2 separate regions of the Homo sapiens genome follow, and region 2 is linked to region 1. A link is an interaction called in ENCODE POLR2A ChIA-PET data of the cell type or tissue named here. Cell type or tissue: Panc1. All regions are shown on one strand. Each heading gives the region's core, and the rest is flanking DNA. Links, peaks and the distances in the headings are about the cores only.

Region 1 (4,941 bases), core at 977-3,476:
CTCAGGAAGCTGAGGCAGGGGAATGGCGTGAACCCAGGAGGCGGAGCTTGCAGTGAGCCAAGATCGCACCACTGCACTCCAGCCTGGGTGACAGAGTGAGACTCCATCTCAGAAAGATGAAGTGATGTGTGATTCTGCTAAGGATCCCAGTTTTAGGGAGGGAGCATGTGATAGATGGAACGTGTGTCATGTACCCAGTTCTTGGCAGGCAAGGAGGGACATTTTAACGGTCAGCTGTATCACGACTGTGTCCCATGGGTGAAGGAGTGGATTTCCAGACCAATATTGGTGCGCTACATCAGAAGACAGAAGGATGAACACTAGGTAAGCAGAAAGAACATCATTCTGGCCGGGCCCGGTGACTCATGCCTGTAATGCCAGCACTTTGGGAGGCTGAGGGAGGCGGATCACCTGAGGTCAGGAGTTCAAGACCAGCCTGGCCAACATGGTGAAATCCCATCTCTACTAAAAATACAAAAATTAGGCGGGTGTGGTGGTGGGCTCTTGTAATCTCAGCTACTTGGGAGGCTGAGGCAGTAGAATTGCTTGAACCCAGGAGGCGGAGGTTGCAGTGAGCCGAGATTGCGCCACTGCACTCCAGCCTGGGCAACAGAGCAAGCCTCCAGCTCAGAAAAAAAACAAAACAGAACATCATTCCAATCTGGGCCCTGCCTGCCCAGCAACCATGCGTTCTGCTTCATACACAAATAATTTCAGAACTGCCCCAAGCAGAACGCAGCTACTATAGATGCAAATGGAAACAGGCTTCCTTATAGACCTCCTTTTTTGCTGTTTTAAAAGAGATAGGGTCTCGCTTTGTCACCCAGGCTGGAGTGCAATGGCGCGATCATACTCATTGCAGCCTTGAACTCCTGAGTGTAAGCGATCCTCCTGCCTCAGCCCCCAAGTAGCTGGGACTACAGGAGCCACTGTCCCCTGCCTTAAAAACTTTATAAGCCTCCAATGCATCCAGTCTCCAGTTCTGGGTCTGGAGGAAAGCCTGTCCTTCCTCTAGTTCTATTACAATCCCATCTCAATATGAGGCAAACCATGGATTAAAAGGTAAATTTGGCCAGGCACGGTGGCTCACGCCTGTAATCCCAGCACTTTGGAGGACTGACGGGGGAAGATGGCTTGAGCCCATGAATTTGAAAGCAGCCTGGGCAACATGGCAAAACCCTATCTCCAGAAAAAGCAAGAAAAAGAAAAAAATTAGCCAGGCAAGGTTAATGTCCACCTGTGGTTCCAGGTACTCAGGAGGCTGAGGTGGGAGAATCACTTGAGTCCAGGAGGCAGAGGTTGCAGTGAGCCGTACATTCCAGCCTAGCTGACAGAGTGAGACCTTTTCTCAAAAAAAAAAAAAAAAAAAAAAAAAAAGGAGTGGGGGCATTGAGCTGGGTAAGGTAGCTCACGCCTGTAATCCCAGCACTTTGGGAGACTGAGAGGGGAGGATCACTTGATCCGAGGAGTTTGAGACCAGACTGCACACCATAGCAAGACCCTCTCTCTACAAAAAAAATAAAAATTAAAATTACCCAGGCACGGTGGCACATGTCTGTGGTCCCCAGCTACTTGGGAGGCTGAGGCAGGAGAATCGCTTGAGCCGAGGCAGGAGAATCGCTTGAGCCCAGGCTGGAGTGCAGTGGTGTGATCCCGGCTCACAGCAACCTCCGCCTCCTGGGTTCAAGCGATTCTCATGCATCGGCCTCAGCCTCCCAAGTAGTTGGGATTACAGGCGCCTACCACCACGCCTGGAAAATTTTTGTATTTTTAGTAGAGATGGGGTTTCACCATGTTGGCTGGGCTGGTCTCGAACATGCCTGTGGTCCCAGCTACTCAGGAGGCTGAGGTGGGAGGGTCACCTGAGTCTAGGAGGTCGAGGCTGCAGTGAGCCAAGATTGCACCACTGCACTCCAGCCTGAATAACAGAGACCTTGTCTCAAAAAACGTTAAAAGAAAAAGAAACAGATGTGTGTGTGTGTGTGCACCTGCATGTGTTCATGTGGTGTGTTTGCACGTGTGTATGTGTGTATGTGTTGGTGTGCATGTGTGTGTATGTGTGTATGTGTTGGTGTGCATGTGTGTGTATATGTGTGTGTACGTGTGTGGTGTGTGTGTATGTGTGGTGTGTGTATGTGTGTGTGGTGTGTGTATGGCGTGGTGTGTGTGTATGTGTATATGTGTTGGTGTGCATGTGTGTGTATGTGTGTACATGTGTATGTATGTTTATGTGTGTTTGTGTTTGTGTGGTGTGTGTGTGGTGTGTATGTGTGTGTGGTGTGTGTGTGGTGTATGTGTGTGGGGGGTGTATGTGTGTGGTGTATGTGTGTGGTGTATGTGTTTGTGTGTGGTGTGTGTGTGTTTGTGTGTGTGTGGTGTGTGTATGTGTATTTCTTTGAATGAGAAATTGGCTCCCATGATTATGGAGCTGACAACTCCCAAGGTCTGCAGGCAGCAAGCTGGAGGCCCAGGAGGGCCGGTGGTGTGGCTGCAGCCGGTGTCTGAAGGCCTGAGAACCAGGAGGGCGGGTGGTGCAGCTGCAGTGTGAAAGCCGGCAGGCTCGAGACCCAGGAAGAGCTGATGTTTCTGTTTGAGTCTGCAGGAAGGAAAAAGACTGAAGTCTCAGCTCAAGACAGTCAGGCAGGAGGAGTTCAACTGATTGGCCGAGGCCCACCCCATGAGGAAGGCCTGAAACTGTGCAAGGGGGAAGCTCCGGGGGGCTCCCACGTTGCAGACAGCCTACGAATTCTAGTGTTCGTCTCATCTAAAACAGCCGCACAGACACACCCAGAGTCACGTTCGACCAAATGGACACATAAAATTAACCATCACAGCATCCTCGAACGCCAGTGCCTCTGGGGGCTGGTGCACGTGGTGAGACCAGTGACTGCCGATGGCGTGAGGCTTGACCTTACAGGCTGAGGACAGAGCCACCGCATCGCAGCCTGGCTGAGCTGAAGCGCCTTCTCTGGCTGTTGGCCCTCTCCAAGCTAGTGGCTTTTGGGGTTACCCAGTAAATTGGCCAGAAAGTGTCATCCAGATGTGGCATCTGTGGCCTCTAAAATCCAGCGACCTCCCAAACACGGGATTCTTTCTTACAGATGGCAGGGGCCAAAAGTACAGTGGTTGGCTCTTCACTTCAGAGGGGGCACCCTGGCATGCCCCAGACCACCAGACCCCCAGAAATTTCACAGACATGAGGCCGGGCACGGTGGCTCATGCCTGTAATCCCAGCACTCCGGGAGGCCGAGGCGGGCGGATCACGAGGTCAGCAGTTCAAGAGCAGCCTGGCCAACATGGTGAAACCCCGTCTCTACTAAAAATACAAAAATTAGCCGGGCATGGCGGCACGTGCCTGTAATCCCAGCTACTCAGGAGGCTGAGGCAAGAGAATCGCTTGAACCTAGGAGGTGGAGGTTGCAGTGAGCCGTGATCGCGCCACTGCCCTGCAGCCTGGGCAAGAGAGTGAGACTCTGTCTCAAAAAAAAAAAAAAAAAAAAAAAAAGAAAGAAAAGAAATTTCACAAACATGAAGACCCCTGAATCCTCATGGGAGTAAATCTTCCACCATCAGACACTCACGTTTCTCACCAAGCTATCTGTGACACCTGATACTTTAGGCGGGGAAATTTTTGGTTACTGCTGTTCACCCCCCACACCACAAATCATCAGTGAGTTCAAGATCAGCACCTTTTTTTTTTTTAAGACAGGGTCTTGGGGCTTGGCGCGGTGGCTCACACCTGTAATCCCAGCACTTTGGGAGGCTGAGGCGGGCGGATCACGAGATCAGGAGATCGAGACCATCCTGGCTAACTCGGTGAAACCTTGTCTCTACTAAAAATACAAAAAATTAGCCGGGCGTGGTGGCGGGCGCCTGTAGTCCCAGCTACCTGGGAGGCTGAGGCAGGAGAATTGCTTGAACCCGGGAGGCAGAGCTTGCAGTGAGCCGAGATCGCGCCACTGCACTCCAGCCTGGGTGACAGAGAGAGACTCTGTCTCAAAAAAAAAGAAGACAGGGTCTCACTCTGTCTCCCAGGCTGAAGTGCAACGGCAGGATCTTGGCACACTGCAGCCTCCACCTCCCAGGCTCAAGTAATCCACCCACCTCAGCTTCCCAAGTAGCTGAGACTACAGGTATGCACCATGCCCAGCTAATTTTTGTATTTTCTGTAGAGAGGGGCTTTCACCATGTTGCCCAGGCTGGTCTCAAACTCCTGGACTCAAGAAATCTGCCCAGCTCAGCCTCCCAAAGCGCTGGGATTACAGGTGTGAGCCACCGTGCCCAGCCTTGATCAGCAGCATTTTGTGACACAGGATATAAGGACTGGATAACCAGGCATTACTTATCAGAAGAGAGAAAATGGACAATTCATTGTGAACAAGAAGAAGACTCAGTGTAGTTATTTTACAGTCACAGATTTTAAATATGTAGGCTTCATGTTCAGGGGCCTTTGGAGAAGCCTGGTGTTTCGTCCCATTGACTTTAGTTAAGGAGGGTAATGAGCTTGGGAACCGACAAGAACGACTGCCTGGGCAACTCTTCCAGGTCCCTGGCGTTTGTTTTCATGTGGTCTATTTCCTGGTGGCAATAACATTAGTTTACCTTGAAAATGAGAGAAGACACTTTTATGGCACGATGTCGCCATGGTGCACTGGAGTCTCACTCACAAAGCTCTGTTCTGTGCACCCCCTTCCTGTGAGGCGCTGGGAAGGCAGGGAAAGGCACTGACTCCAAACAGAAGCAATATTCAATTAGAGAAAAGCGAAAAACCAGATTTATTCCCATCTGGCTTGTTCTCCAGAACACTTCTTTAATCAGAATGCAGAGGGGAATAGCCTGAGAAGAGAAGCGTTTGTGCTGCATTGAGTATTTGTCTGGGCTTTGAGGTTAGAAATTTGGAAACATGAACTCCCATGAAGCTATTCCTACAGTTCAGGCACC
Region 2 (4,941 bases), core at 841-3,340, 220 kb after region 1:
TTACCAATCTCAAAAAGGCAAAGGCTAAAGAACTTGCCACCAAGCTGGATTAAATGTACACTGTTGAGTTTTCAGTATATAAAAATAATTAAAATAATACAGATTTTCCTTCCAAAAAAAAAAAGATGTAAACAAATATACTGCTGTAAAAAGCACAATGAGAAGGCACCCATGAGAACAGCCACGGAAAGAACACTGGCACTCTAGAGAACAGAAAGAGAAAAGGCACAAGACAGCAAGGACAGGTGTGTTCCAGGAATGTGACAAGGCCAGGTGGCTGGCAAATCACAATCAAGGGGACAGTGGCTCGACAGGGTCCACCTTTCTGAATGCATCTCCTAGCACTGGCCCTCACTCTAAGGCCAGCCTTGCTCCACTTGAACAAGTGAAGCACTCTCTTGCCTCAGGCCCTTTGCATGGCCTCAAACACTCTTCCCCTGTGTCTTCTCATTGTTCACCCTCATTCAGATCTCTGCTCAATAGCCCCATATCAGTGACCATCCCTCTAAAATAGCCCCTTTACAGGCCAGGCACAGCGCCTCATGCCTGTAATCCCAGCACTGTTGGGAGGCCAAGGCAGAAGGATCACCTGAGGTCCAGGAGTTCAAGACCAGCCTAGCCAACATGGTGAAACTCCATCTCTACTAAAAATACAAAAATTAGCCAGGCATGGTGGTGCGTGCCTGTAATCCCAGCTACCTGGGAGGCTGAGGCAGGAGAATAACTGGAACCCGGGATGCAAATGCTGCAGTGAGCCGAGATCGTGCCACTGCACTCCAGTCTGGGTGAGAGAGTGAGACTCCATCTCAAAAAAATAAAATAAAATAGGCCATTTAGCCCCACTCTGTCTTCTAACTTTACTGCACCTTTTTCCCTTAATCATTTGTCTACTTACTGTCTTGTATATAAACAGATACATTATCCGTCTCTAGAATGTAAGTGCCCTAAGAGCAGGAACTTCATTTGCTCATTGATGGAGCTGAGTACCCAGAAAAGCACCTGGAATGGAATAGGCTTTTAATACGTATTTGTGGAATGCATAAATGCATTACAAGTGTAAGAGCAAGCCAGAAAGAACAGAAGATACATAGAACAGTAAAATTGCCACATCTTCTCTGGGTTCATGAGTCATCACAAATGGGTTATGTCAGATTACTTGAGGATATGAAAGAAAATAGATAACTTCAAAAGCAATGCCTTTCAATATAGAAAAAAAAACACCAGGCCAGGTGTGGTGGTGCACGCCTATAATCCCAGCACTTTGGGAGGTTGAGGGGGGTAGATCACTTGAGCCCAGGAGTTCGAGACCAGCCTGGAAAACACAGTGAGACCTTGTCTCTAAAAAAATTTTTTTTTAATTAGCTGGGCATGGTGGTGCATGCCTGTAGTCCCAGCTACTAGGGAGGCTGAGGTGGGAGGATTGCCTGAGCTCAGGAGGTCAAGGCTGCAGTGACCCATGATGACACCACTGCACTCCAGCCTGGGTGACAGGGAGACCCTGTCTCAAAAAAAAAAAAAAAAAAAAAACAGGAAGAAAAGAAAAAGAGGTCGGGCACGGTGGCTCACACCTGTAATCCCAGCACTTTGGGAGGCCGAGGCAGGATCACTTGAGGTCCGGAGTTCGAGACCAGCCTGGCAACATGGTGAAACCCCATCTCTACTAAAAATATAAAAATTAGCCAGGTGTGGTAGCGGGAGCCTATAGTCCCAGCTACTCCGGAGGGTGAAGCATGAGAATCTCTTCAGTCTGGGAGGCACAGGTTGCAGTGAGCCAAGATCATGCCACTGCACTCCAGCCTGGGCAACAGAGCGAGACTCCATCTCAAAAAAAAAAAAAAAAAAAGAAAAGAAAAGAAAAAAGAAAAGAAAAAACACTCTGCTAAACCTGTAAATAATTTTTAATTGTACCCCAACAAAAGCTGAAAATGGCAAAATAGATGCCAAGAGCAAAGGATTAACTGTGCTTATCATACAGCAAATCCCTCTCCTGTAAATTAAACAAATAGATTATAACAAGGCAAGAGATATTCAAGACTTAGAGAATGAATCCAAGAAACCCATTTGTGCTAAACAAAGGTACCAGGGTAATCAGGAAAGATCAGCAATGTGGAAACTAGGCTGGAATGCAATGGGGTGATCTTGGCTGATTGCAACCTCCACCTCCTGGGTTCAAGCGATTCTCCTGCCTCAGCCTCCTGAGTAGCTGGGACTACAGGCACCCACCACTACACCCAGCTGATTTTTGTATTTTTAGTAGAGAAGGGATTTCGCCATGTTGGCCAGGCTGGTCTGGAATTCCTGATCTCAAGTGATCCACCGGCCTCGGCCTCCCAAAGTGCTGGGATTACAGGCATAAGCCACTGCATCCGACCGGAAAAAGTAACTTTTCTAAAATTAAAATTAAAATTTTCTCAATGAAATCCTAGTATCATTATTAGGCTGCATAGGAATTTTCTCAGGAACACTCTTAAAAACAAGAACAAAAGAAAACAACAGAAACCAAGGCTCTAAACATTCATACATCCATTTCTTAAGTTTTCAAACAAAAACTTAGAAAGAAAACCCAGAAAACATATCCAAATAAAAGTGATTTGACCTCAGAGCTAAGAGAAAGGTTACTAGTCCCACAGGTACAGTGTACCAAGCTCACATTTCTGAAAGGTGAATGGAGACGATTTTCAGAACTAGAAAGGTGAAATAATCCGTAAAGATTAGTGACTACAAGCCAGGCACGATGGCTCACACCTGTAGTTCCAGCATTTTGGGAGGCTGAGGCAGGTGAATTGCTAGAGCTCAGGAGTTTGAGACCAGCCTGGGCAACATGGCAAAATGCAAAATGTCATCTCTACCAAAAATACAAAAATTAGGTGGGTATGGTGGCACGCCAGTGGTCACAGCTACTTTGGAGGCTAAGGTGGGAGGATCACTTGAGCACAAGAAGCTGAGATCACGTCACTGCACTCCAGCCTGAGCAACAGAGTGAGACTCTGCCAAGAAAAAAAAAAAAGAAAGACTAGTGAGTACAAATTTCATGTTGTAGAAATGTAAAAATAGAGAGAAAGAACAGAAAAAAATCAATAAACACTAGTGACAGCTTTGATCACAATCAGAATAAAATAGGCAGCTTAAAGTATGTGAAAGCAGACAGATAAGTAGATTAACTCAATAAAAAGCAAAACCAGTAATAGCAAGTTATCAATCAGTAAACAGAGTGTAAAAACTATAAAACGTGTAGAATTTCAAAAAGAAGGTTAGACTACTAAACCACAATTTGGAGGAGAAAGAGGATTAGAATGAACCAAATTTATCTTTCCTGGAAGGAAGATCGAGGTTTAGGTAAGTGAAATAAATTAAAAGTAGAAATATTGAAAAGCAGACATAAAAGTCAAAATAACCACCCAATTTACATTCTTAAAGCAGCCCTAAGACATTCACTCAAAGAAACATTGTGAATTAAAAGAAGCAAAGACTGGCAATAAAGTGATAAGGAAATTGACGATGCTCCAATTATCTTCATTCTTGCATTGACTAAACACATATTTATTGGGCACCTCTGTACCCCAGGCACCGTTCTAGGCCCTGGGGATGTAATGATCAGATGCAAGACAAAGTTCCTGCTCTCATGGTCCTTTCTGGGGAAAGCAACACCACACAAACAGACATAAGATCAGGATGAAGTGTAAGCAGATGAGAGTTTCCATTTTAGACAGGGTGGTCAGAAGAGGCTTCTTTGAAGAAGGAAGTTTTGAGCAGATTACTGAAGGGCCAAAGTAAGCCATGAGAAGCTGGAGGCAAAGAGACCAGCAAATAAGGTCCCAAGGCAGAAAATACCTTTTTTTTTTTTTTTTTTTTTTTTTTGAGACGGAGTCCCACTCTGTTCTGTTACCCAGGCTGGAGTGCAGTGGTGCAATCTCAGCTCGCTGCAACCTCTGCCTTCTGGGTTCAAGCAATTCTCCTGCCTCAGCCTCCCGAGTAGCTGGGACTACAGGTGCATGACACCACGCCTGGCTAATTTTTTGTGGTTTTGGTAGAGACGGGATTTCACCATGTTGGCCAGGCTGGTCTCGAACTCCTGACCTCAGGTGATCTACCCATCTCGGCCTCCCAAAGTGCTAGAATTACAGTGCCCAGCCAGAAAATATCTTTTATAAAAACCACAAGAAGATACCTCAATGAAACTTAAAAAAATTCATTATGTATGCAGATATGGGGGATCTTTTGGGGTGATATGTTCTCCAACTGGATTGTGATGATATTTGCACAACTTTACAAGTTTATTTAAAAATCTTTGAATTGTGGATTTAAAACAAGTGGATCTTATGGTATGTAAATTATGCCTCCATGAAACTACTTAAAGCACTTTTTTGGGCTGGGTGCCGTGGCTCATGCCTGTAATCCCAGCACTTTGGGAGGCTGAGGCAGGAGGATTGCTTGAGCTCAGGAGTTCAAGATCAGCCTGGGCAACATAGTGAGACCTCGTCTGTACAAAAAAATAAAAAATTGGCCGGGTGCGGTGGCTCACGCCTGAAATCCCAGCACTTTGGGAGGCTGAGGTGGGTGGATCACCTGAGGTCAGGAGTTTGAGACCAGCCTGACCAATATGGTGAAACCACATCTCTATTAAAAATACAAAAATTAGCCGGGCCTGGTGGCCAGTGCCTGTAGTCCCAGCTACACCAGAGGCTGAGACAGGAGAATTGCTTGAACCTGGAAGGCAGAGGTTGCAATGAGCCAAGATCGTGCCACTGCACTCCAGCCTGGGCGACAGAGCGAGACTCCATCTCAAAAAAAAAAAAAAATTCAAAAATTAGCCAAGCGTGGTGGCATGCGCCTATGGTCCCAGCTACTTCAGAGACTGAGGCTGAAGAATTGATTGAGCCTGGGAGGTTGAGGCTGCAGCGAGCCGTGATCGTACGGCTGCACTCCAGCTTGGGCGACAGA

Evidence for each region. ChIA-PET counts read pairs that join two places held together with the same protein. Peaks named below come from ENCODE experiments on the same cell type or tissue, not always from the same donor. Only the 100,000 strongest peaks of a DNase experiment are listed, where the experiment ranks them.
Region 2: POLR2A ChIA-PET joins it to region 1 with 10 read pairs; 3 of 35 experiments call an interaction of 5 or more read pairs at or near these places.

Annotation. Positions count from the first base shown.
Region 1 is chr1:8,274,290-8,279,230 of GRCh38, reverse strand. All of the region lies in intron 1 of LINC03154 (long intergenic non-protein coding RNA 3154), which reads right to left. Among named protein-coding and RNA genes, the nearest start is that of LINC03154, 17 kb to the right of the region's middle. RefSeq lists an enhancer at 2,735-2,794. In Panc1, for the core only: no CTCF peak of the experiment used is centred there; no DNase peak of the experiment used is centred there; H3K27ac peaks cover 1,064 bases.
Region 2 is chr1:8,052,352-8,057,292 of GRCh38, reverse strand. The region is part of intron 2 of ERRFI1-DT (ERRFI1 divergent transcript); the gene reads right to left. It also overlaps the pseudogene RPL7AP18. Among named protein-coding and RNA genes, the nearest start is that of ERRFI1-DT, 28 kb to the right of the region's middle. In Panc1, for the core only: no CTCF peak of the experiment used is centred there; no DNase peak of the experiment used is centred there; H3K27ac peaks cover 2,454 bases.